Regions from separate parts of the Homo sapiens genome. Here region 1 is linked to region 2. Evidence: read pairs that join two places in POLR2A ChIA-PET (ENCODE). Cell type or tissue: PC-9. All regions are shown on one strand. Each heading gives the region's core, and the rest is flanking DNA. Links, peaks and the distances in the headings are about the cores only.

Region 1 (11,650 bases), core at 1,959-9,958, 220 kb after region 2:
AAGAATAATTAATATGTTATTATTATCTAAAACTTAAACCTACCTGCCTAAACTTGTTCACTAGCTTAAGGCTGATTTTATACTGTTGTAAGTTTTAAAACGTGAATATTTGTATTTAATAGAAAAGTCAACCAATTTTTCTTTTAGACTGCAACTTCTCTTAAACAAATAACTAACCATAGCAATGGAAGTATATGTACAACTCTAATGGGGGTTAGTTGCTGTTATTTAGCATGATCATCACCATTATCATCATTGTTATTGGTATGCCCCTTCCCTCCTCCGCAGCAAGACTGTTGGGGCAGTAAGACTACTGGGGTTCAGATACTAGCTGCAGCCCTTCCAGTGTGTCATGTTGGACAAATGACTTAGCCTTTCTGGGTGTCAGTTTCCTCATTTGAAAAACTGGGATATTAATAGTGGCTACACCTAAGATATTCTGAGGATTAAAAGGGATAATGTGTGTCAGGAGCTTAGTACAGTGCTTTATGGTTGTAAGTGTTCATGATTGTTATTGTCTCTATTCTTTTTACCTGGAAATTTCAGTCAATACCCACACCTTCATCTCATCCTTTTGACAGTATTCTATCTGTGCTAGTCATTCTATGACACGTTTTGAACCTTTAAAAAACGTGTATGCTAATAATCAGCAAAGTGTTTCTCAAGCTCTCTAACAGATTGGCAAGATTTCTAAAAGCAGCCAACTCGACATTCACCTATTATAGCCAAGGCCAAGAAAGAACGCTTTCACTGTTGTAAATGTTTCCAGGGACCTTCCTTAGCTTGGAAACTAAAAGTTTTCACTGCTAGCTTTAAATAATGGAGAGAAAGAATTTCAAAGGAGGAGGGGATGAAAGAAGGATTTTAGAGTGCTTACTTTAAAAACGGTGGTTTTTAACCGTAGTGACATACTGAAATCACTGGAGTCACTTTTATAAAATACAAATGCTTAGCAGTGAAATATCACATCACCACCACCACCACCATCACCACCATCATCAACAACAAACATCTTTGAACTCACTTCTTTGAATACAATAATAAAGTAATTGGATTGGTCAAGTATTTAATGCTTATTTTAGTTAACAGATTGGTTCTGGGTTAGTTTTTTATTTGCTTATGTGCATTGAAATATCCTGTGTAATCAACATGTTATATTTGGCTCCAGTTCATAGGACATGAAGTCTATTATTTGATTTATTATAAAGGCTTATAGTTGTCTCCTCGTTTTGAGGAAATATTGTTGGTTATATCTGTGATTTACTGGTGTCAAAAGCAATTCCTGTAATGGAAGCTTAGTTCTACTAATAAAATAGGATTATTTCTAGGTTTCTTGAAATATGTGCTATGAAAAGGTAGAGGTAAAATTGATAGCAATGATTTGGACAGACTACATGGGCAGGTAATTAGGCATTTTACCGCATATGCTAGTGTACCTAGCTTCAGTCTATCACGGCTCAATCTGCTTAATAATGTTTTATTTATGTTAATGTTTTAGTATTAAGCATCTCCTTAGAACTATGAGACACTTAGTTTTCTGTAAATATAGACTCGTATGTCTTATGCAAGTAAAATTCTCAGTGATTTTGTTGAAGTTTATGGAGAGTTGCCCGTGAAGGACAGAGTATACATGGATGAGGATTTGTACATCTTAAGAGAAAGTTCTGTGGGATCAGAGGCCATACTTACTATTCTCATTGTGTGCTGGTCCTATTATTTTTTGTGAAAGTTGGAGAAATAGAAGTAAAAGGGCTAAGTGAGTAATACCTTAGGACATTTTCAGGTAAAAAGTATTGTTAATTTAGAAGAATTTTATTTTAGATCTTTTGAATGGAAATATAAATATAATTTATAGATATTCATTGAATGATATTATAAATATTGTTCATTAGGAGCTCAAGCAATGTTATAGTTTAGCTTCCAATGCAAACATATGAACATTTTATAGAAATACTTATTCACTCTATTTCCACATACATTTCAATAGTTTATGTGTAAATAATTTGCCAGTCCACATTTTCTTTATTAACTTATTTTTTAAAAGCAATTTACCTTATTTTTATGATATGATGGGTAATAAATATAATGATGTAGGCCTCCTTTATTTACTTGGCTGGCATATTTGCAAATGTGAATTTAACGTTCTGATTTTTAACAACTTTTGTTGATCGGAGTCCCAGAGTACCAAACTCAAGAGACTGGGCACATATTTTATTTCTTCTACCCTTGTTACTTTTTGCTTTGCAAAGTGCTGAATGAGGCAGGCCTGAAGAAAATGTGAGGTGATATTGGATCCATGATTATGTGCCCCAAACATTAGATAGGGTGGAATGATGGAAGTGGACTAGTAGGGAAGAATGAGCTACTTCTGCAAATTGTAAACAACCTTCCCTTTAAATCATGATTAGGGTGAGGGGAGTGCCCCCCAGCAAGAGCTAAACTGTATATAGATCCTGTTGACTTCTTTAGATACAAAGAGAATCTTTGTCTTAATCTGAGATTGCATCCTCACTCTGTGTTGAGTTTTATGTCCATTTTCCCATTGCATGTCACACTCGTAAATTTAAAAAATATTCAGATGTAATGAACACCTTGGAGGTAGGCGTAGTCATTTTCCCCTGCTTATTGATGAAAATTGATAGGTGGATACTGGAAGACGGTGATATAAAGACATAAGGGGGAGAATGACTACTGCTAAAAAGTAAAGAGAAGTACAGTGCAGTGAGAAGTACAGTTTAGCTGGTCATTGCATTCTTTTCTTGGTGGAGAAACATATTCTGGAAACCAACTTAAAATTTTAAGAATTCTTCTAGAGCAGTGGAATCTGACCTTATGGGATCTTACCAAGCTGTGATAATGGGATCAATTATTCTCTCTTTTGAACACATACAACCTTGGATGGAGGAGTCATTGTGCCAGTGACCTTCACGGTATTACATAACCGCTTATTGATTGCTCATTATTTATGGCCGTGCTTCTGTGGGATCCCTTTCCTGGGAGCAGGGATGGCCTCTGCTGGCCAGAGGTTTTCACTGGAAGATAGGTGACGGAAGCATCCACTGCCTGGTCTGCTTTGGGATTCTAAGATGACCTTTAATTTTCCTAATTCACATTTATTTCTTAATGACTGTAATTTGTTTTTTTCTTCAGTCTTGACTTCTGAAGTTTTTAGATTTCCAGGTGACTTGGATTTTGGAGGTGGGTAGCTTTGAGTTGTTAAAATCTAGTGTTACTGTATTGTGGTCAGAATTCATTGCCTTTATGATATGTTTTTGTTTTTTATGAGATTCTCTTTATGGCTTCTTAAGTGATCCTTTTAATAAATGTTTATTTAAAAAGAATATTTGGATCTACTTCAGGGACTGCTTACATAGACACTAAACTTTTCTTATATAGTGGAAACCTTCTGGACTACTCAGAGATTGTTCCTTCTCTGATCTCTGGCCTGTCCTGCCTTCTCACATTCTACCTTTTCACATCCACCTGGGACTAGGTAGATGAGAGAGGAGATTGGGAGCAGTATTAGCTATATGGGACAGTCTGAGGCCCAGACATTATATGAAGAACCTCTTGTTTGGACTGGTCATCCTTCAACATGTATAAAACTTTCCTAAATTGTTACCATAAAGGGATTGTCTCTTTAAGAACCCCCTTTTGGTTCATCTTGACTGTGCAAGTTTTTTAATTTAATGAAGGTAGGTCATTTTAGAAAGAATTTAGTTTATGATAAAGGACAAATCGCAGCTTTTGCTGTGTTAATTCTTGGTGCATGGGCTAGAGGGGAGATAGAGAAGGGGTTTAGCATGATGCTTTATGAATGGAGAGTCATTTGTTCATTTTGTCTGCTTTCTTCCTCCTCTTCTGTGTTTGCACACACCCTGTGTTCTGGAATAGGGTATCACTCTGGTCTTTCACTGTGTTTCGTGTTGCATTGCACAGTGGTGAAGGGTCCAGGCTTTGGAGCCAATCCACTTGGGTTTGAATCCTGTCTCCACTGCTTATTAACTGTGTGACTATGGGCAAGTCACTGACTCTGTGTTTTGGTTTACTCATTTGTTAAGTTAGAAATAGTACCTACTGCAGAAGGCCATTGAAGGGATTAAAGGAGATATAATATGTATAAGTGCTTAGATAAAGTGCCCAATAAATGTACCCAATATATTCAATAAATGTAAGTTATTATCCTTATTCCACTGGACAGGTGGATAGCCTGTTTCACATTTGTCTATGACATTATATCACTTTGCACAAATAAAGGATAAATTTCAACTGCCTAACATTAAAAAATAGGACTAAGTGTTAACTGCCTAAATTTTTTGAACTGCTAAGTATATGAATCTCTTGAGTACTATTGCAGTGACCACAAATGTTAATTGTTGTTGTCACTGCTTAAATGATGATGTACTTTAGGAGGAAAGACTACAATTCATCGATGCTTTTATAAGTTATATATGCTATGTTAAGGAGTTCAACATGTAGATAGTCTGATTTTTAGACTTTATTAAAATCACTATATCAAATATTGAATTAATTAAAATTTCCCTAAAGATTTTGACCTGTAACGAATGTTATATTAATAAGCTTTTTCTTGGCCAGGGCGGTGGCTCATGCCTGTAATCCCAACACTTTGGGAGGCCGAGGTGGGCAGATCACCTGAGGTCAGGAGTTTGAGACCAGCCTGGCCAACATGGCAAAACCCTGTCTTTACTAAAAATACAAAAATTAGCTGGGTGTGGTGGTGGATGCCTGTAAGCCCAGCTACTCAGAAGGCTGAGGCAGGAGAATTGCTTGAACAAGACTTCATCTCAAACTAAAAAAAAAAAAGCTTTTTCTTGCCCCCTTTGCAGCATCAGTATTCCCATTCGGCTGCTAGGTCTGGGGTCTGATTTCGATCTCGAAAGATTTTAGTAATTAACTGTGATGGTCCTGTGCATGAATTAGTCATTGGTTAAGGATATAGTCATGCTCATAAGCAGCCTTATTTCATTTTTATTTATTTATTTTAAACGCCCAAAGCAGGTAGCACTTAGAGAGTTTGGTCTGACTGAATTTAGTTCTTGTAGTCTAAGGCTAAATATTGTAAAACCGATTAAATCCAGGGGGGCATAGGATAAGACCTATATCATGACTGCAAGACACATTGTGCTTTTGGGGACCTAGGAGTGATGGGGGAAGGGAAACTCACTGGTTAATAATTTCTAAATTCAATACTTGTTTTTGCTGAGAGTAGGAGTGATGCTATACATTCAAAGATATGGACTGCTTCTTGTTCTCTAATGTCTGGTAGAGAAAGCCTATGTATTTAGGTGTCCTATCCACTCTCATCTAGGTTTACTTAACTGGCAGTGTTTTGCCAGAATTGCCTGTGAGGTCCGAGGTAGCTATGCTGGCATTTGGGTTGTGGGGTGTAAGGTGGGGTAGAAGGTTGTAGAGAGGAGCCTGGTGGGTCCTGTGAAAATGAGGCTGGCCTTCACTTCCTGCTGCTGGTGGCTGTAAGGGGGGTGCTGTATGCTGTTGCCCTCCTCTCCAGGGAGCAGGCAGCCCAAGCCAGGAGGCCATTGTAAAGCATTTACCAGAAGGCTGGCAACTGAGGATGACTGCAAGTGACTACACACTGTTAAGGTCCTTCTTGCTTAGTACAAAAGGAACATGGGAGTGTGGTTAGAGACCTGGGCACTTTGCCCAGCTCTGTAACCCATTCCCTGTGGGACCTCAATGATTGTCTCTATTTTGTGTGTGTGTGAAAAATGGAGAAGAATAATGCCACCTGCTTCTTTCTAAGGATGTTCTGAGGATTAATGAGCTAATCACCTTGGATGAAGGCAGTAGAGCCTACCCTGGTTATAATTTTCATTGCTTCTCCAGGGAAGCTCCAGTTTGGGGGAATGAAATATTGGAAAGAAGATAGGAGGGGATAGGCTGTCTACAGCTTAGTCGGTATATTTGAAGTCCAACTGTAGATCAGGCTCCTTTCTAGCTGAGGAATTTCAACTAACCTAAAATTTCTACATATTTTTTAGAAACAACGCCAAGCCAAATGTCTGACCTGCTGTTTGCGGGAAAAGAGCAGATGTCCATTCTGGGAACATATTAATATAAGATGTTAGTGGTTTTCTCTCACAGTACAAGAAGATGGGTAAAAAGAGAATGTAGATTTATATGGCATTTACTCTTATTTTCTTATTGCTGGTGTGCTCTTTTTGAGAGAGTTGGTATTGTTTCATTTAGTAGATTTTTCAGGTTTCTTTCAGAAAGAAACTTCATACAGATCAAGCCAAAACAAAACAAAAAAATATAAACACACAACAATAGCTTTAAATACCAAGGATGTCAGCATGAAATTAAAATAAATCAACTGACATTTCTGCTTTGAAATTTTTTAGTAAAACTAATTTAAACCACAGCGAAAGCTTTCTTATAAGGGAAAGTTTGACCTTTTTCAGTGTTTTTAATTTAAAGGTATTGACATTGGGGTGTTTTTGGTTAAAATTTGCTTCAACCTTCTAAAGTCTTTTGGGATTTTGGTCAATCCTTGGTTGTGGAATAGCAAATACAGTCAATTTTGTTGGTACAATGTAGTTTTCAAAGACAAGGTCTCTGAAGTAGTAGATACGGTATCCCCTCCCACCCATGTGTAACTGTGAAAAAGAACACTGTTGTCATGTGAATTCTTATTTTTTTTTAGCTTGCCTTTGAAGTAACTTTCACAGAGAATTCCTGTTACCTGGAAATTGATGACAGACTTACACCATTTCCTTTTTTTTTCTTAGACGTTCCATCCTCAGAGCAGCCTGAACTGTTCCTAAAGAAACTTCAGCAGTGCTGTGTCATTTTTGACTTCATGGACACGCTATCTGATCTTAAAATGAAAGAATACAAGCGCTCCACTCTTAATGAACTGGTGGACTACATTACAATAAGCAGAGGCTGTTTGACAGAGCAGACTTACCCTGAAGTAGTTAGAATGGTGAGTTTCTTTTTTTCTCCGCGGACACTTTTAAGCATCTTCCATAGTGACTCACAGGTGTATATATTGCAAGAGTGAGGTCATTGGAGGTCAACTCCACAAATGAGAGCCAACCTTTGGAGAGCTAAGCAAATGTAGTCGGCACAGTGCTAGAATTTGAAGAGCATGATTTCATGAGAACGAAATCCAGAACTTTAACTACGACAGTGCTGAAGCAATAAATGACTTCAAAATATGAAGCCAAGATTGCCAGGGTATTACTGGATTTCTAGCTTTGGCAAAAGAAAAGACACAGGAAAATAACAAAAGTCTTAGATCCGTGTTTGAAAAATATTCAAGCCTGTTGGATGTCTTTTTTTTTTTTAATCTTATTCATTGTGGTATATTAGAAATGGCTTAATGCTTAATAAAATTGTGATTTGTAGAATGTAGTTAAGGCCTCTCTTGGGCTTTATAACTAACGCTTCTCTTTATAATCTCCTTGAAGTCAGGGTTGATACCTTTTATGATTTTTGAATAGTGTCTTAGATTTTGTGTGGTCATTAGGAGTTATGAGGAAAAACATTATTAACATAATGTGAGTAATTACATTCTTACTGTGTGAACAATTATTTTAGTTTTTCAAAAGCTGAGCCAAAATGTGGTTTTCTGATAGATTTCTGTGGGAGAGTTGCCTTTCTTGGCATCCCAGAAGATCTTGGAGCTGGAGAGTGCACGCTATTTGGGGATGGGCTTTGCAGGGTGGGGAAGCTGGTCTACTGACTGGTGAAATAGCCTCAGAGATCCTTAAGGTCAGTGCATCGTTGAGGAGTCCATTGCAGGATCTGGCACACTCTCTGTGTACTGCGGAACATCTGCCTGGCTTTTGTATTTAGTTCTTTATCATTTGTATTCAACCAATGCAGAAAAGAGACTTTTGTGATGGAGTAGATATGTTTAAAAATGATAGTTCAGATTTGCAAAGGCACTTGAATGATCTCAGCGTGAGACTGTGACTGAAATAATGAAGGTCATCTGAAAACGATGCCCAATATATTCCTCAGTTCTATATCTGAATGTATATTGGATTTGTTGTTAATTTACAGGAATGTAGCACTAGAATGTTTTGTAGGTTAAAGATGACCGTGTGGCTCTTGAGCAGTGCTTCTCAACCAGGTGTGATTTTACCTTACAGGGGACATTTGTCAGTGTCTAGAGACATTTTTGGTAGTCACAACTAGATGTGAGAGGAGAGTACTACCAGCATCTAGTGGGAGAGGCCAGAGATACTGCTAAACATTTTACAATGTACCGGGTGGCCCCCACAATAAAGAATTATCTGGCCCCAGATATCACAAGTGCCACTGTTGAGAAACCTTGCTCTTGAGTTTGCATGCTATCTAAACCTCTTAATGTGATGCAGAGGATCTTCTCTAGTCTACCTGCCTTCTGCAGAGCACAGTCCCTGGTTTTAGCCTACCTGTATCATCAGCCAACAGAGGTATCGGTTATGACTTTCTTCTGTATCTTCCCATGGATAGTTCATGAATATATAAGTATATGCAAACATATGTATAAATATTTTTTTTTGTAAGCACACAAATGGTGGCACACTATGTATTTTCTGTACCTTGCTTTTTTCACTTAGCAATATATATTTCAGTACATATAAAGTTGCCATATTCTTTTTATAGCTGCATAATATTTATTGTGTGAATGTACCATATTTAAGCAGTACTCTATGAATATCCTTATACACACATCAGTTTGCCTTTGTATGAGGACATCTGTATACTTATTTATTTTTAAAAATTTAATTTTTTAAGAGCAGTTTTAGGTTCACAGCACAATTGAGAGGAAAGTACAGAGATTTCTCATATGCCCCTGTCCCTGCACAAGCACAGCCTCCCCCATTATCAACACCTCCCCCCTCACTCCCACCAGAGCAGTACATTTGTTACAATTGATGATCCTACATTGACGCATCATTATCACCCAGAATTCAGAGTTCACGTTAGGGCTCATTCTTGGTGTTGGACATTCTGAGTTTAGACAAATGTGTAATGACATGTATCCACCATTATAGTACCATACATACCATACATCACTGCCCTGAAAATCCTCTGTGCTCCACTTCTTCATCACCCACCACCTTCAACTCCCTGGCAACCACTGATCTTTTTACTGTGTCCATAATTTTGCTTTTTCCAGACTGTCATATAGTTGGAATCATACAGCATGTACTCTTTTCAGATGGGCTTCTTTGACTTAGTTATATGCACTTAAGTTTCCTTCATGTCTTTTCAAGACTTGATAGCTCATTTATTTTAGTGTTGAATAACATTTTATTGGTTGGATGTACCATAGTTTATCCATTCACCTACTGAAGGACATTTTAGTTGCTTCCTAATTTTGGCAATTATGAATAAAGCTAATATAAATATCTGTGTACAAGTTTTTTTTATGAACATAAGATTTCAGCTCCTTTGGGTAAATACCAAGGAGTGTAATTGCTGTATGTATTGTATGGTAAGAGTATGTTTAGTTTTTTTTTAATTTGCATTTACTTTTATTACTTGTTATAAGTAACGAGTATGTTTAGTTTTATAAGAAACTGCCAAACTGTCTTCCAGGGTAGTGGTACTATTTTGCATTCCTACCAGGAGTGAATGAGAATTTCTGCTGCTCCACATCCTCACCAGCATTTGGTATTGATTTGATTTAAATAGCCTTTATTTCCTTGTTTCTGGACTTTCACGTATTCCCCACTCCCTCACCTCTAGTTCTAATTCTCATTTTCCCTTCAAGGGCTGACTTAAAGTGCTACTATTGTTTTCCTGAAAAAACACAGTGCTTTTTCCTTCCTTCAGTTCCTCTGCTTCTTGGCAACTCACCATTTTGGGAATTTGTTCATTTGCTCCTTTTTTTTTTTTTTGTCTTTTCACATATTTATCTGATTTTTCTAATTAGGTGTAAGCACACCTAAGAAGGAACTGTGTCCTGCACATATCTGTGGCATCCATAATACCTCCTACCTAGTCCAGGTCTTCTTGAAATTTGTTGAATGAATGAATTCCTCCTTAAAATGTAGGCATTTCAGTCTCTCAAATTATGATTAAGATATTGGATGTCATTGGATTATACCCAGATTTTAAACTGAGTGTTTAGCATAATCCAAAAATTCTGTCATCCATATGGACCAGCTTGGTGTTAAACCAGCTTTGGTCTCCTAAGGGAGACCGTTTTCTCCCTCTTTTCCTCCCCATTCTCCAGCCAAAAAAAGAGACTCCTATCATTTGTATGTGTTTTAAAATACACTGGAGCTTTATCTTAGGAGGCATTGAGTCTGTTAGTGTACATGCTGTTCTAGGGCATTAGAAAATTCTAGATGGTAGTTTCGGCTTCTTAGAAGTATAACTTATTTTTCATATTTGGTGATTTCTGAAATTGTTAGCTACTAATTATATACGGTACTTAGACACTCTGGAGCATTTACAGAAAGGGGATATTATGATAGAGTAGAAAGAGACAAGGCGCTGGGCGCGGTGGCTCACGCCTGTAATCCTAGCACTTTGGGAGGCTGAGGCGCGTGGATCACTTGAGGCCAGGAGTTTGAGACTAGCCTGTCCAACATGGTGAAAGCCCATCTGTACTAAAAATACAAAAATTAGCCTGGCATGGTGGCACATGCCTGTAATCCCAGCTACTTGGGAGGCTGAGGCAAGAGAATCGCTTGAACCTGGGTGGTGGAGGTTGCGGTGAGCTGAGATTGTGCCACTGTACTCCTGCCTGGGTGACAGAACAAGACTTCATCTCAAAAAAAAAAAAAAAAAAAAATAGGAAAAGAAAAGAAAAGGCAAGGCTTTGGAACCATACAGACCTGGGTTCAAATGCCAGCTCTGGCCATACTTTCTACATCAATGTGAGCAAGTTACTTTAACTTAGGGGTTCTCCATTTTTGTGTGGTGCTAAGAGGTACATAGGGTGGGGGGAGGGTAGCCATAGTTTTCCCAGTCCCTCCTTAAATATTCCACCTAGGTAACATGCTTGTGCTTTTGTTTGCATATCAGGGTACTCAACACCATACATACATATACAGTCCATAGAACGTGTGCTTACTGTTCTGTAAGGAAAACTGGAACCACGTCCCACTTGGTGCCCTCATTCCCTCTAAGCCCATTGTATATATACATCCTGGTGCTGGTCACTTTCCTAATTTGTGTAATACCTGTCTTTGGGGGGTTTTGTGAGGACTAGCGACAATATTTATAAAAGTTTTAGAACAGTCTCTAACATGTGGCAAGTATTCAGTAAATACTATTTTTACATTTCAATGATTTTATTAGATACTTGATTTTACGATCATTGGTGGAACCCACTGTTACTTCTTTGTACTTAAAATACTCCGTCACTGAGATGTGTTTTATTCCATTGCCACAGTGGTTCTTAAGTTCTCTAATTCCAAGATGATCCTGCCTGTTGGGTAATCACTGTCCCCGCTGATTTCTCTTTCGTGTTACTGTAAAACAAAATCACTTCACCAGAATTAGTGAGGGAAATGATAGTGTTTTTTATGAAATACTAATGAAGTGATAGATGGGTTTTGCAAACCAGGATGAGTAATGATGTATAATGGCATGTTACAGTATCAGCATTAGTACCGAGAGCTTTTGATCCAACTTGATGGGACTTGTACTTTGAGAA
Region 2 (11,650 bases), core at 2,156-10,155:
GGGACAATGCACATACTTCATATGTAAACAAAGCATTTTTCTAAATAATTTGGAAAGGATTGGATTTAGCACCGTTAACTTTTAATACCCATTTATTGGCTATTTAAGGTAAATTATAAAACCTAAAATTAGTATCAGTATTTTAGATCCTATTATTTTTTCAACTTTCTATTATTTTCACAGTGGAAAATTTGCGTATAGTATTAAACTATTCTTTTTTCTGTCTACCTTTATATTTTGAAGTGTGGTTGTACTTACGTTAATAGTAAGTGTATTTGTAGAAAGTTTTTCATAAAGAAGAGATTAACTTTCCATATAAATAAATACCAGGTATGAAATTACTGATTTTAGTGCAATATCTGTATGATTATCCAGAACTATCACTTCAGATGTTTCTATTTTGGGCACCATAACTATTTGAGCTCATATTTTTATAATTCTGATTGAGAATTTAGGGGCATGGTAATTTTTACCAAAACTGAAGCTGGTAATTTTAAGTAAAGCAACTAAATTTACCCTTTACTTATTAGTTAAAAGGAAACCAAGGCATGTAGGAAAATATTGGTACGTTGGAAAATGTGAAAAGAGCTTTACTTTCAAAATGTATGTTTAATGAATTGAATTTTAGGGACCGTTTCCCATAATTTGGGCCTATGCTATCCTGTTGATTTTTATGTCTAGCTTAAAAGGTATTTGAAAATGTTCCATTTGTGTTTTATTATTTTCTGTCCTATGACAGTTCTATGCTAAATGTATTTTAAAATAAAAGCCAAATTGAAGATTAAAGAAGGTTTTGCTTTGTTTTGTTTGCCTTCCGAGCAATTGTTTCTGTTTTATCTGGTAGAGATTTTAAAAATATGTCTTGGATTTTCATTCTAGCACATATTTCCTCTGAAGCGTTTTGTCCAAAATCAAAGTGCTGTTTTGGCAATAGAAGACATTGAAGAAGTTCTTTGAGGTACAAACTGGCTTTGGTTCCATTTATGATTATTTCTAACATTGTACTTTTAGTAAAAAGTTTCATATTTCTTTTAAAAAGCTTATGCACAAAATTGTTTCAGTAAAATGTGACTAATAGTATTGTAGGTAATTTACTGCTTTTCCATGAATGTCAAGGATTAATCATAAAACTAGGAACAGGTACTTTTTCAAGCAGAATAAAACATATGGACATTTTATTTTGTAATTTTAAAATGCCATGATGTGTGAACTGCAAAAACCAGGTCTGCCAGAAACTAATTATATGACCTAATATAAAACAATGCCACTTCAAGATTGACACAATTATTTTTATTTTATTTTGTAGCTTTCTTTACAAGTAGTGTTTATTAAATATATATTTCAGGGACAACATAAAAATGAATTCAGTGGAATGAATAGAATTTAAAAGCAAAATTTCCCTCACCCTCCCTGTCATTCATTCCCTTAAAGGCAAATTTTAACAGAGCATTCAATAAAGATAAGTAAATACTAAAGTGGTTTTTTAAAATATATAATCACAAAAATTTTTAAAGGCTACTCAAGTGAAGCAGTGGGAGTGGAGAAAGATATGATCACACAATTTTATATGACAAAGATTTCTTATTGGTAAACAATTTTGTTCTCGTTAACAAGGAATGTTTATTCTAGATTTAAAACCTAACGTGGCCAAGTGTGGTGGTTCATGCCTGTAATCCCAGCCGGCCAGTAAAATGTTTAATCTGGACATCAGTAAGGATCAGTTTTTAACATTTTACTTTATAGCTGCATTAGATTTTCTGAAGAGGGTTTTTGTTGTTTGATAAGGTTTTTTAAGAAAGGGAAGAGGTAGCAGTTTGAGAAAAAGTAATTAGTAGATATTACTGTGCTGGGTATTTTCTCGTTATTTGATCAAGTTCTTCCATTCCTTTTGAAATATATATGTAAGTTAAAAAGAAAAAACTTGGCCAGTCGCGGTGGCTCACGCCTGTAATCCAACACTTTGGGAGGCTGAGGCGGGCAGATCACTTGAGGTCAAGAGTTTGAGACCAGCCTGGCTAACATGGTGAACCCAGTCTCTACTAAAAAAAAAAAGACAAAAACATTAGCTGAGCATGGTGGCACATGTCTGTAGTCTCAGCTACTCGGGAAGCTGAGATGGGAGGATTGCTTTAACCCAGGAGGTGGAGATTGCAGTGAGCTGAGATCACACCACTGCACTCCAGTCTGGGTGACAAAGTGAGACTCCATCTCAAAGAAAAAAGAAAAAACTTTTACACTTGAATTCTGGTTGTGGTTATAATAAGTTATACATAGCACAATAAAAATTTTAACATGCTAATTTTGAAGGACTTTTAGAAAGCTCTTCATTTTAAGCCCACCAGATCTCTTTATAAGGAAGCAAGCCTTCCTTGTGAGACACACAGGAGGGAAAATTCAAAGAAAAATAAACTTTTTAAAAAATAAAAGTGTTTAAGGAAATAAATGTGTTTATTTGTTTATTTAGAGATAGGGTCTTGCTTTCTCATGCAGGCTGGGGTGCAATGGCATGATCACTGCTCACTACAGCCTCTACCTCCTGGGCTTAATCCATCCTCCTGCCTCAACCTCCCAAGTAGCTGAGACTACAGGCATGTACCACCATGTCTGGCTAATTTTTCTATTTTTATAGAGATGGGGCCTCACTATGTTGCCTAGACTGGTCTTGAACTCCTGGGCTGAAGCAGTCCTCCCACCTCAGCCACCCAAAGTGCTGGTATTGGAGGTGAGCCACTGTGCCAGGCTAGAAATGTTAATTCTTAAATCTCAACTAGCTGGCTTTTCCTAATTTGCCCTTCCCTTGCTTCCTTTCTCTCCCAAATATGGGATTCTACATCTGACAGCAGCAGTCTATGAGCAGAATAAAATATACTTTGATAACTGTTGTACTGACTGTGCATGCTAAAAACCCTTAGTGATTGTGAAAGCTTTCTTGCCTATAAATATGAAAACCAGATTCTTTCATTGCTCCAGAGCCCCTAAGAGAGTATTTTTTTTTTCCTTTCATCATTTTTAGTTTTGTTGCATTCTCCTTGGATGTCTAGAAAGCTCATTCTCTGGTACAGCAAGCAACAGGATATGATAATATTTTTGTTTTTTAAGATTTTTTTCCTGTTTTCTAAAAATTAAATAAATTTTAAATATTTTATTTTTTGTATGATGACATTTTCTTAGGAGATATAAAATGGATTCTCTTTTTTTAAAAAAAAAATTCTCACAATAGAAATAAATTATTAGCCCCTCAATATTTGCATGAAAAGTGACAAAATGCTTACTATATAAGGATTTTTTAAAAAATTCCTCAGAGTTGAGGTTTATCCTTTGTCCTAAATTAGGACAAAGGATAACTGAAATCTATTGTATCTATCAGTGAAATCTACCACTGTATTAGTCCATTCTCATGCTGCTATAAAGAACTGCCCAAGACTGAGTAATTTATAAAGGAAAGAGGTTTAATTGACCCACAGTTCTGCATGGCTGGGGAGGCCTGAGGAAACTTAAAATCATGGCAGAAGGCACCTCTTCACAGGGCGGTAGGATGCAGTAAGAGTGAGTGGCGAGCGAAGTGGGAAGCCCCTTATAAAACCATCAGATCTCATGAGATCTCACTCACTATCACGAGAAGAGCATGGGGGAATTGCCCCCATGATTCAAGTATCTCTACCTAGTCTTGCCCTTGCTTGTGGGGATTATTACAATTCAAGGTGAGATTTGGGTGGGGACACAAAGGCAAAGCATATCAATCACAGTCTATAATTATGTATTATTTACTTTTTACATTTTCTGTCATTATCCCTATGACGTAAGCTTCATGAGGAAAAAGACCTTATGCATCTTTTTACTTCTGGATCCCTGGGACACAGTAGGCATTCAATTAGGATATGTTGAATGAATTACACGATTATTCAGTCCTTAGGCTTCAATATGTGCATTTTTCTGGGGAAAATTTCTACAGCATTCATCAGATTCTTAAAGAGATTAATGATCTAAAAATTTTAATATTGCTTAATAGTCTACCTGTTTTAAAAGTTTAGGTTGTAAATGAATGCTTCCAGTTTAGTAAGGATTTTGTCACTTTTCATGCAAATATTGAAGGGCTAATAATTTAATTCTAGGAAAGTTTTGTATGTAATTACTACAGTACCCCATTGTATGAATGTGATTTGTACTCAAATTAGTTTTAAGATTTTGTTTTTTTTAAACTTGAAATCAAATCTGAAAAGAAAATATTGTGTATATACAGGGATATAACTTTTAGTTTCTAGTAATAAATAATTATGTTCCCGAGAATATTATTTTTTACAATTGATCTTTAATTTTTCATAAAACCAACTACATTTAAAAATGTTAAGTGATGTTTATAATTAAAATCTAGATTAAATATATTCAGAGCTTAAATATCAAGTGTTTTTTTTACTTCAGTGAAGTGAAAGGCTACCCTGGTCTCCAAAGGTCTCCAGGCCCAAATTCAGAGGATCAGTGGGGTTGGTGACAATAAGATGGATTATAATTTTCCTACTATTTAAGAGTTTTTCTCCTTTTTCATCTGGGTTAATTTGAGGGGAAGCATTCACCAAACTCATTTTAATGCACAGTATTTTTGCTCATTTTTGGTTGATATGGTTTGGATTTGTGTCCCTACCCAATCTCATGTCAAATTGTAATCCCAGTGTTGGAGGAGGAGTCTGATGGGAGGTGATTGGATCATGGGAGCAGATATCTTTCTGGCTGTTCTCCTGATAGTGAGTTTTCATAAGGTCTGGTTGTTGACCGGGCATGGTGGCTCACGCCTGTAGTCCCAGCACTTTGGGAAGCCAAGGTAGGCGGATCACCTAAGGTCAGGAATTTGAGACCAGCCTGACCAACATAGTGAAACCTCGTCTCTACTGAAAATACAAAATTAGCCGGGCATGGTGGCGCATGCCTGTAATCCCAGCTACTCGGGAGGCTGAGGCAGGAGAATCACTCGAACCCGGGAGGTGGAGATTGCAGTGAGCCAAGATTGCACCACTGCACTCCAGCCTGGGCAATAAGAGCGAAACTCCGTCTCAAAAAAAAAAAAAAAAAAAAAAAAAAAAAAGATCTGGTTATCTAAAAGTGTGTGGCACCTCCCCCTTCACCTTCTCTTCCTCCTGCTCCAGCTATGTAAGATGTGCCAGCTTCCCCTTTACCTTCTGCTATGATTGTAAGTTTCCTGAGGGCTTCCCAGCCAGGCCTTCTGTACCACTGGTAGAACTATGAGCCAATTAAACCTCTTTTTTTTTTTATTCTTAAATAAATTACCCAGTCTCCAGTAGGTTCTTTTTTTTTTCTTTTGAGATAGAGTCTTGCCATCACCCAGGCTGGAGTGCAGTGGCATGATCTTGGCTCACTGCAACCTCTGCCTCCCAAGTTCAAGTGAATCTCCTGCCTCAGCCTCCTGAACAGCTGGAACTACAGGTGCATGCCACCATTCCCAGCTAATTTTTGTATTTTTAGTAGAGACAGGGTTTCACCACGTTGGCCAGGCTGGTCCCGAACTCCTGACCTCAGCAGATACAACCACCTCAGCCTCCCAAAGTGCTGGAATTACAGGTGTGAGCCACCGCGCCTGGCCTCTGGTAGTTTTTAATAGCAATGCAGGAACAGACTAATAACACTGGTTGAAATCTGTGATAACAATCTTAAAAGTAAAAAAACTGAATAATAATCCTGCAACATTTGTCACCATAAAATTTTTTAAATAGCTTTACAAATAAGAATTTTTAAATATTTGCTTCTTAGCAGTATATTCTCAAAATCTTTTGTAAAGTATTCATGAACAAAGGTTGTAAATTTTTAAAATAACAAATTGATTTGGCCGGGCACGGTGGCTCACTCCTGTAATCCCAGCACTTTGGGAGGCTGAGGTGGGCAGATCACAAGGTCAGGAGTTTGAGACCAGCCTGGCTAACATGGTGAAACCCCGTCTCTACTAAATATACAAAAATTAGCCGGGCATGGTGGTGGGTGCCTGTAGTCCCAGCTAGTTGGGAGGCTGAGGCAGGAGAATCGCTTGGACCCAGGAGGCAGAGGTTGCAGTGAGCCGAGATCACGCCATTGCACTGCAGCCTGGGCAACAAGAGCAAAACTCCATCTCAAAAAAGAAAAAGAAATTGGATGAACCAAAGCATGGAGATGGGAATGTGTTAGACATGTTTGGCAAACAAATAGTAGTTTGTCTGGAGCATCAGGGTACCTACAAGGGAGTAGTAAGAGTAAAGTTGAAGAGCTTGTTAAAATATCCAGTAAACAATAGGTGTGGTGAAGTGGTGTCTTTCTTTGCCAGTAGAAGGGCTGCACTATTACTCACTTAGCTCATGAGTGAAATTACACCTAATGTGAAGGTAATCAAAAATATTTTTTGATATATACTTCATTATTAAGTGTTTGGTTTTTTTTTAAAATCTGATAGCAGAAGACAATTACATGTTTACTTATTAAGAGGAGAAAAAGGCAATTTTTATATTAATCCTAGATTTTATATGAAAAATCCCAAAGGTGTGAATTTTGGTGACATGGTATCATGACTGCTATAATTGCTGTTATTTAGAAGAGGAGTCCCCAGGAAGTTAGGAGAACTTTGGATGTGAAGCTATACTCCCCTCACCTTCCAAGCCCTCACAAGAAGGTTGTATAACAAACTAATGACTTACCTGGAAACCTACGCACAGGCCATGAGGATTGACGTCATTAGGTTAAGAGTCTGCAGACCTAGCTACTTTTATTACAGACCAGGAGTTTACAATGTGTTCTACAAGGAAGACGAGCTTCCAAGATACTCCATCTAGGATTTGCAGGTATGCTCTGGGAATAAAGTTGGTGTTTGTAGGAAAATAGCCTGTTGCATGGCAAGAGTGATAACATCTTGAAGTGAAATCTCCATAATGACTAATGTTTGACTCTGCATGCCAAAGTGTTCTGCAGCAAGTTCTCTAAACAATGCCTGTAACAACCCTCATAAAGATGCTTATCTGACCTCCCCAGTAGTCACAAGTTTCCACAAGAAAGTAACAGCTGCACATGTCTTTATCCTAAAGGCTTTTTTTCCTTTTCTCTTTTTTTTTTTTTTTTTGAGACAGGGTCTTGCTCTGTCACCAAGGGTGGAGTGCAGTGGCATGATTTCGGTTCACTGCAACCTCCGCCTTCCAGGTTCAAGCGATTCTCATGCCTCAGCCTACTTGAATAGCTGGGATTACAGGCATGTGCCACCATGGCTAATTTTTGTATTTTTAGTAGAGACAGGGTTTCACCATGTTGGCCAGGCTGGTCTCGAACTCTTGACCTCCAGTGATCTGCCCACCTCAGCCTCCCAAAGTGCTGGGATTACAGCCGTGAGCCACCGTGCCTGGCCCAAGGCTTGCTTTCTAAAGGATAATTTCTGGAGGACGGGTGTGAGGATCCACCATCTCGCAGTTGTCCGAGATACTGCTTATGTTTTCAAATCTCTGTGAAATATTTTCTTTCTGAGAAATTGGATTTGTTAGCCTTATTCTTTGGGCTTTAGGGGTAGGTTTGAATATACCTGCTGCTCACTATGGAACTGTATTCTTGAACTTATTTCTCATCCCACCATACTTAAGAGATCATGAGATTCCCTTTATGCGTTGAGATCAGACCTGACCACACATCTGGCTAATCTCAACTGTTGGTGAAGATTGTGGCATGGGTGTAGGAAGAATGTTTTCTAACAGAATCACAGAGATACCCTGAATATGTTCCGCATCTGTAAGGTAATCCACAATACACCCATAACCACCTACTTTCTTCCTGATTTGGTATTATTCCAGAGAGGCTAATGGCTTCCTCATTAGTTTGTCTATTACCTATAAAAAAAGACATGATGACCATACTGACTTACATTTACCTTATAATTGGCTCACAAACATGTCACTAGCCATTGCCGATCTGTAAAGATAGCCATTCCTTATGTATCAACCTGAAACTCCCATTTCAAAGAAAACTTTGGTGACTCTTCCATGAGATAGTTTCCTAAGTAGGGGGGAAAGATTACAGATTTCTGTCTTTGGGAGGCTTTAAGCTTTTCCAAGTCATGATATGTTATACCATATTCTTGCCCTTGCAAGTCTGTCATAAAACAGACTTTAGATTTGTGCTTGCAAACAGTGGCATTTCCCAAATCCTGACGTACCACTTTATTGACTTACTGTGAAAATGTTTGCGTTGAATTCTATTCTTTGTGAAGATGCTGGTGCCAAACCTGTACTGACTTTCATGTTCCCATTCTGTGTCTTTTTTTTTTTTTTTTTTTTCCTGAGGCTGGGTGTGGTGGCTCATACCTGCAATCCCAACACTTTGGAAGGCCAAGGAGGATGGATCGCTTGAATCCAGGAGTTCAAGGCCAGCCTGGGTGACACAGTGAAAATCTGTCTGTACTAAAAATACAAAAATTAGCCGGACATGGTGGCACATGCCTGTAGTCCCAGCTACGCGGGATACTGAGGCAGTAGAATCCCTTGCGCCCAGGAGGCAGAGTTGCAGTGAGTCCAGATCACACCACTGCCCTCCAGCCTGGGTGACAGAAGTGAAAACCTGTCTCAAAAAAAAAAAGTGTTTAACTGAAGTCAGAGGACCAGGATTTTTGTTTTGACTTTGTTTTGTCTTGAACTATAATTGTAAGTTCCTTCAACTAGGTACTAGCACCAGAATGATAAATGATTTCCTCACAGATAAAATGAAGAGGTAAGACTTGATGTTCTCTAAGAGCCCTTTCACTATTAAAATTTAATAAACTCTGTTAGATCAAGTGTGCAAAAAGAAATGGAGTATTTTTGTTTCTATTAGGATTCTGGAATTTAACAAAAAGAATTTTAATGCACCTTCACTGAGGGAATAGAGTTGGGAGAGCATGTCTTGTCACTGAAGCAACCTTCCCCTCTTTTCCTGTCTAAAAAGTTTGTATATACACCCCTCTAAGGAAATTAACAAGTTTCACCAAAGAAAGTGAGGTAATTGCTTTAGAAGAGTCATAACTTTTGTTTAAATCTCAAGGTTTAAAGTAACTAATAGGTCACTTTACCTAAGTAACCTAATCCAACCTACTATCTAAGTAGTTCTGAGCTGAAGTGGCTCTAAACGGATAGTTCTTTGTTTAAAAAAAAAAAGTGGGGGAGGGGGAGAGGGACAGATTAGACCCCAAAGACCTCAGTAATTCTAGAATTCATTCAACAAATCTTGCCAGCTACAGAGATGGATATGTAAAGGAAACAGAGAAGAAAATCTCTCCTTTAGAAATCTCATTCAGAACTAAGAAAAGAGAAACTGGAAAAAGAATGTAAAACTACCTCATAAATCTCATATGAACTTTACAGAATCATATTTTGGAAAATGAGATCCTTGTAATAAATTTTTAAATTGCAAATCACATTATTCATAAAGGTTTTTTAAAAATAAGCAGAACATTGGGAGGCTGAGGTGGGTGGATCACCTGAGGTAAGGAGTTCGAGACCAGCCTAAACAACATGGTGAAACCCTGTCTTTACTAAAAATACAGAAATTAGCCGGTTGTGGTGGCACATACCTGTAATCCCAGCTACTCAGGAGGCTGAGGCAGGAGAATTGCTTGAACCTGGGAGACAGAGGTTGTGGTGAGCCGAGATCACACCACTGCATTCCAGCCTGGGCAACAGAGCAAGACTCTGTCTCAAAAAACAAACAAACAAACAACAACAACAAAAAAAATCAGTACCTTTATTAGAACATTTCTAGAATGTAACAGTGCCTATTGCAGAAAGTCTTTTTTAAATTTCATAAGAAATTCTGCTAGAAAACATGAGGTTATTCTTGAATGTCAGTCAGCTGTTTTCTTATATAGTGAAATTATTTCATGGAAATGAGAAGTTACTTGCTACAAAAAATTACACAAGATATCTATAGATACATTGCTGGGTTGTTTTTTTTTATTATTCAAATGGCAAGAACAGCAAAAATCCTCTTTTTAGTACAACCATTATGGAAAACAGTGTGGAGATATTTAAAAACTAAGAATAGAACTACCATGTGATCCGGTAATCTCACTGCTGAATATATATTCTAAGGATTTGAAATCAGTATATCAAAGAAATATCTGCACTCTCAAGTTTATTGCAGCATTACTTAGAGTAGCCTAAGTGTCCATCAATGAATGAGCGGAAAGAAAATTTCAGACAAGAGGAATAAGTGCAAGAGATCTATTTTAACTCGTGATGACTATAGTTAATAGCAATATATTATATACTTGGGAAAAAAAGTCCTCCTTTGCCCACTATAATAATTGTATTCTCAGAATTAACTACTGTTGCCAGTTTGGAGTATATATTCTGTGTGTGTGTGTGTGTTTATATGTTTACATATATTGAAATATATAATTGTGTTATATAAAGTTTAGGTTTTTAAAAATATATTGTACGTATTCTGCAAGTCCCCTCCCCACACTCCCCCCCCCCCCATTTTTTTTAATTAATGATATCTCTTGGAGTTCATATAGGATTTCTCTCCTGGAGTTATCTTTATCCTGAAACATCAACTTTTCCCAGTCTACTAAATCACTCCTAACAGCACACAGACATGCTCTACTCCCATTCGCTGTTCTCCTCTACTTCTTGTTTATTTTTGTTTTTTTTTTTTCCTGAGATGAAGTCTCCCTCTTGTCACCCAGGCTGGAATGTGGTGGCACAATCTCAGCTCACTGCAACTTCCACCTCCCGGGTTCAGGCAATTCTCATGCCTCAGCCTCCCTTCCTGGTAGCTGAGGCTACAGGCATGTGCCACGAGGCCCAGCCAATTTTTGTATTTTTAGTAGAGATGGGGTTTCACCATGTAGGCCAGGTTGGTCTTAAACTCCTGACCTCAGGTGATCTCCCCCCACTTGGCCTCTCAAAGTGCTGGGATTACAGGTGTGAGTCACAGTGCCTGGCCTGGAGATAGTTTGGAGCCTTCACAACACGTTTCATCTCACAGACAAACACCAATCAACTAAGAGCATTTTCCTGCTGGGTTATGCTGTGAAGCCCTAGGAGTGCCACGATCAGTTAATGATGTCTGCCTAGGGAAAGGGGGAGAGGAGATAGAAGACGACGGAGCCAATGAAAAGGTCCCTAAAATCCACACTGATAGGGAGAAGAGAGTTTTCAGAACAAAGTGATCAATAAACAATATCAAACACTAGTAAAGAGATTCAGGCTGAAGGCAGACATCTTACATGAGTTTCTGGTTTACCTTGAAGAGAACAATTTCAATGGTGTATGTGGTAGTGGCAGTAGTCAGATTGTAACGAATAAAGGGAAAAAGGAATTAGGGAATGAGATGGTAAGTACGTATCCGAGGTTAAGATTTATGAAATAGGTAGATAGTACATGCTAGAACGAATTTTATTATATACAGTTTTTAATTCTCATTGAATCTAAGATCAGACTGTTTGAATCAAGAAGAAGGTAAAACCTAAAGTGAACAGTAACTCCCAAATGACTGTAGCACCTGATCTTAAGTAATAAATTTTAGTACCATTAATCTACTTATTCATTCATTCATTCATTCATTCATTCATTCATTCATTCGAGATAGGATGTCACTGTTGCCCAGACTGGAGTGCAGTGATGCAATCTCAGCTCACTGTAGCCTCCACCTCAAGCCATCC

What was found. Peaks named below come from ENCODE experiments on the same cell type or tissue, not always from the same donor. Only the 100,000 strongest peaks of a DNase experiment are listed, where the experiment ranks them.
Region 1: POLR2A ChIA-PET joins it to region 2 with 37 read pairs; 2 of 35 experiments call an interaction of 5 or more read pairs at or near these places.

Annotation. Positions count from the first base shown.
Region 1 is chr14:63,449,006-63,460,655 of GRCh38, reverse strand. It overlaps PPP2R5E (protein phosphatase 2 regulatory subunit B'epsilon), which reads left to right. Exons shown (of 14, transcript NM_006246.5): 3 at 6,771-6,967. Among named protein-coding and RNA genes, the nearest start is that of PPP2R5E, 89 kb to the left of the region's middle. In PC-9, for the core only: no CTCF peak of the experiment used is centred there; no DNase peak of the experiment used is centred there.
Region 2 is chr14:63,673,352-63,685,001 of GRCh38, reverse strand. SGPP1 (sphingosine-1-phosphate phosphatase 1) reads left to right here. Exons shown (of 3, transcript NM_030791.4): 3 at 1-786. Among named protein-coding and RNA genes, the nearest start is that of WDR89, 37 kb to the right of the region's middle. In PC-9, for the core only: no CTCF peak of the experiment used is centred there; DNase peaks (open chromatin) are centred at 6,261 and 6,951; H3K27ac peaks cover 1,279 bases.